2 separate regions of the Homo sapiens genome follow, and region 2 is linked to region 1. A link is an interaction called in ENCODE POLR2A ChIA-PET data of the cell type or tissue named here. Cell type or tissue: MCF 10A. All regions are shown on one strand.

The links. Peaks named below come from ENCODE experiments on the same cell type or tissue, not always from the same donor. Only the 100,000 strongest peaks of a DNase experiment are listed, where the experiment ranks them.
Region 2: POLR2A ChIA-PET joins it to region 1 with 9 read pairs; 2 of 35 experiments call an interaction of 5 or more read pairs at or near these places.

What each region holds. Positions count from the first base shown.
Region 1 is chr17:70,404,411-70,406,910 of GRCh38, reverse strand. No RefSeq gene overlaps it. Among named protein-coding and RNA genes, the nearest start is that of KCNJ2, 240 kb to the right of the region's middle. In MCF 10A, no CTCF peak of the experiment used is centred here; a DNase peak (open chromatin) is centred at 1,030.
Region 2 is chr17:70,351,481-70,353,980 of GRCh38, reverse strand. No RefSeq gene overlaps it. Among named protein-coding and RNA genes, the nearest start is that of KCNJ2, 180 kb to the right of the region's middle. In MCF 10A, no CTCF peak of the experiment used is centred here; no DNase peak of the experiment used is centred here.

The DNA of each region.
Region 1 (2,500 bases):
TGCCAGTATACAATCAAGGACTTAATATTTTGGAAATGGTTCAAAATTCATCTACCCAAATATAGGTTAAGAAATGGTCCAAAATTTATGCATTCAAGAAAAGGCTTATGTATGCCCATAAAGTATGCCTTTAATCTAGGCTTATTTAAGTTTCTGGTGATGCAAATAGCACTTCAGAGAAAAATGGGCAAATGCAACATGTCATTCTGGTTGCAGAAATTAGAAAACTTTAATAAGGATTCTTTATCTAGTGTCAGCAAACCTCCATATCTGAGAGAATTTGAAGGACAAAAATATTGTCACTTGTCCAAGAAGAGAAGTCAGATTACTGTTTTATTCAAACACTTATATAATGTAACTGCATAAAATCTGTTGCCTGAATAAACTCCTCAGTTAGGTATTAGACTGTTATGTACAAAAAATTCTGTAAAGTTTACATAATCGCAAGAGAGCTGTGTAGATGTCACATAGGCCTTGATTATATTTGTCAGCAAGTTCATTTCCTCCAAATTTTTATTTTTTGGAAATTAAGGTACAAAACTTGATTTTTAAAAAATTATCTTGATGGTCAAGAAAAAAGAGTTTGGGATAGATAAAAGCGATGAGAGTAATTCTTAATACCAATGATTCCTGGACACCCTTTGGGGAAAATACTTGACATAGTTGACGAATAACATTAACGACACCCCCACTTCAAAGGACAGAGAATGTCACTAGCAGCTTTATTTTGCTGTGCACTGTTCTTTGAGAGTATTGGTTGCTTACTGATCCAAATTGCCTCTGTGTTGCTGTTATTAAGCTCTACAAGGAATGACTCATAATAGCTCCTTATCTAATGCTGTCCTACTGGGGTAATGAAGAGTTCAGTTCCAACCAATGGATCATGTTAAATTATTGTTTTCTTGGATATTGGGGCTACACTTTGCATAACAGGGTAGAAAGCCACTTTAAAAGCCATTAAACCAACTCATTCTCTGTTTCACTTGGAGCCTGAGTCATGATGCACCCTGTTGACTCATCCTTTACCAAGGGTTCAGCTTTAAGAAATGGCTAGTGGCCAAAAGAACATATTTCTGCAAAAGGGATGGTGTATCTGTGGTTTGCAAATTCCTAGGGCAGATCATATGATTCTAGGTTTAATATTTACTTTAGAGTAAAATTCTGTGATTCTTTCCCTCTGATTCAACTTTTTAAAGGACTGGGTCTACTTTTGTGTCTTTACCTCTGGGCCCTGGGTAAACAGAACTCTGTTTTACAAAGTTACCCAAAAAGTTCAATGAATAAATAAATAATGCTTCCTGAAGAAGCCACAGCTTAGAGGTCTATTAGGCAATAATGTAACCACTGGGCACATGTGACATAAGCAGACAGATGGACATGCAAACCAGCGAGCTCAAAATAAAACCAACTAATGAAAATAAATTCCTGAGTGTGTGAAGGGGCATTTTAGCTTCTTATTTCTCAGGTTAGTTTTCTAGAAAAATATATTAAATGCAACTGGAACCAGGGAAGCAATTTTTCTTTCAAATAAGGTGGAATTCAAGCAATGTTATGAAACCTTATCTGCATTTTGGCAGCACCTACAGAACCTTATATAATATTAATACCTGAGTCCCAGCTTCAGAGAGTCTTATATATTTGGTCTAGCATGCAATACGGGCATCAGGGGTTCTAAAATTTCCCCAGGTATTCCAACAGGCAGCCAAGGAAGAGAGCTACTGAAATAGTGAAGGGAAGAGAATATAAAACAGCAGGCAGAGAGAAAATAGATTGTGGAACTCACGGATTTAAGAAAAACATTTGTAATAACAAAAGCAAAACAACCTGGAACTAAGCCACATGTCATGTGAACAACGGGACTAATCAACTGTGTTATATTCATAATTCATAACCATGCCTTGTAGTTCAGTGGTGAAAAAACGAATGGTCTCCACCTATATAAACCTACATCAATGCATCTTACAAACATAAGGTTGATTGGGGGGAAAAAACACTTCAGGAGAAAACATTTTAAATGTTGTCATTTATGCAGTGTTCAAAATGTGCAAAATATCTGTTTTAGGAACACATTCATTTATTTTCAAGGTATTAAGGAAAGTGAGGGGCTCATGAATACAAAATTTAGGGTAGTAGTTACCTTTTGGAGAAGAATACTTGGGGGCTTCAACACGCTTGGTAATATTCTATGTTTTAAGTCGGGTAGTAAATATAATTTTTAAAGGGAAAATGTATCTATAAAACTTGTAATAATTCCTTTGTGATTTCTTTCATTTATTTCACCTTAAGAGCCTGTGACTCACAAAAGCACGAGTTAACCTAACAGAATGAAGATGTGTTAGTACAGTTTGAAGGTGTGACTGTAAACAGGGAAAGAAAATCAAAATGTTATATAAGGTGAGAGAATATGAACTAAAATGTAGCTCTCAGGAATTCTTCAGGAGTACTTGTCTCTGAAATTATTGGGGCAGAGGGTACAGAGAGACAAAGAGCAAGGAGAAGG
Region 2 (2,500 bases), 53 kb after region 1:
TTAATATAATTAGATGTTTATATGGTTTCCTGGCATTGGAGACAGATGGGAAAACAGACATTAGTAAGGTCATGGCCATTATCAGTAATCATTACCTCTTCACATTTCTCTTTGCTTTACTAATGGGAATTTCCCAAAGGCGACCCTTTGTCATTTTAACTGTGGTTTGCACTTTAGTGGTTTTAGAAAATTATTTTTCTGATATATTTTTAAAAAATATTCCTACCAGTCCTCTGTCTACTCTTAGCTGCCACTAAGCCTCTTCTCGTCCCCTTTTCCTATGTCATTAATTAATTGACTTAAAAATAAGCTGACTGCATCTATGATGAACTGAATTCTAGAAACAAGCCTCACACCTGTTGTTAGCTCTCTTCTTAATGATTTGACTGCAGTTCATGAATGTGCTCCTAATGGTTGTTAAGGAAACCAGAAATTATTAACTCATAAAGTGAAGACTTATTAGTGTGTTACTGCTTCCTCCAAATTGTTCTCATTTGATCTCTTTGCTAGAAGGTGGGGAAAAAGGAATGGCTGCTCTTGAAAAACAATTAATTATTCCAAGAGATGCATTCATATATGTTCTGATAGGCTGATTCTCCTGAAATATCAAGTTGTAAAGTTTAGGTTTACAGAACATCCAAATAACTGAATAATTTAGCCAATTTGATTCATGTTGTGACAACACACTCACACATCATTTATAGGAATTGCTCTTGTTAAACAAAACATATAGGAGGAGCTTAACTTTTACCTTATATTCAAAAATCATTTCTACTTTGGTAAAAATTAAGGTATGGTTTTAAAGTTCAATAGCATATGATAATAATACTAGCCAGTATTTACCAAGTGCTTACTAGTAGCTGGGCAAATATGCTGAATACTTGATACCATATCATGTTCACAAAAAAGCTTATTAAGCATAAACTATCATTTCCCCATTTTCTTGATTAGGCAACAAAGCTGTAAGAAGTTTAGGTATCTTGCCCCGGGCCACTCAATTGGTGAAAGTCGGAGACAAGTTTAGACGCAGATGTGTTAGACTCCAGTATTCACCCTTGCAACCACTTATCTGAGACTTCTAGCTCCTCTGGAACTCCTACCCAGTTATTGGTTGCTATGCTGGAGAATTGCATTATAATTGTGCTGTAAGCACATTGCAGTTTTTTAAAAAAATCATATATGTAACATGAAAACTGGCAGCATTGTGCGTTGTTTTGTTTTGTTTCCAGTGTGTAAGGCCTTTTGAGTTCAGGCCCAGAAGAGGTAGAGTTGGGCTTTGCCAGGTTAGCATTTGCTAGGAAAATCTAGGAAGGTTTTCTTGAAAAGAGGGTCAAGGAAGTTTTAAAGTCTGGTTTCTAAGCTGTGTGAGGAGGAGAGTAAGGTGGGTGGAGTGATAGAGAAGTAGTGATAGGGTCTTGGTAAAATGGATGGAGTTGCCTCATACTCCTCGCAGAGCATGCAACAGGGGTGTGATTCGCTTCTTAGGTGCCCTGCTGCTGAAGCCCTTAGGGGGAGCATGCAGACAGGCAGTCGTGGGGAGTGTTTTTGGGCTCCAACCCCACAGCAGCATCTAGGGTTGAGTGCTTACAGCTCCTGAGGTCCCAGTGGGTGTGTGTTAACAGTGTACTCTTTCAGTTTTGCCATCTTCAAGCAGCTTGTGTGAGTCAGCTCCGTTAGACCCTCTGCCTTATAGCAAGGACAGATGGCTTTCTGTATCCTGGGGATCTTTCCCTAGTGTATAGGAAAAATCAGATCACACATAGGCTTGGAGGATGGGTACAAGGTTTTACTGAGTGGTGGAGGTAGCTCTCAGTGAGGCGGATGGGGAGCCAGAAGGGGGATGGAGTGGGAAGGTCGTCTTCCCCTGGAGTCGGGCTGCTCAGTGGCCAGATTCTCCTCCAACCAACCCCAACTGAATTCTGCATCATCCCACTGTTGATGGCCTGCTGGTGTCTGCTGGTGTCTGTCAGTGTGTTGTTCTGCTCCTTTCAATGTCCCACCACTTGTGTCTGTGCCCACTAGGGTCTCAGGTTTTTATGGGCACAGGATGGGGGGGCATGGTAGACCAGAGTGGTCTTGGAAAGTGCAACATTTCAGCATGAAAACAGGAGTGCCTGTTCTCACTTACGTCTGTGGGCAGAGGACCGAAGGTGGAGCCCTTACCAGGGACCCCACCATTTTCTACCCAGCCCTCAAAGCCCCATTCTGGTATCATTGGGTCATCCATATAGATGGTGAAGGCACCAAGAATGTTGGCAAGCATAATAGAAAAAAGAAAGACAGTTGGCCAGATGCTAAAATTTTTCAACGAGAAAAAGAGAATAGTAGAAAGCTTATTAAATAATCACCATAAAAAGCATTGTAGGTGGAATAATCTGATGGCTTTTGAGGATATTTTGAGGAAGAAGGGAACAGGTGTAGAGATACAGCTGTCAGAAGCCAAGCAAACACCAAAATCATTTTACGTTATAGTTGTACTTGGTTAGTGAATGGAGCAATA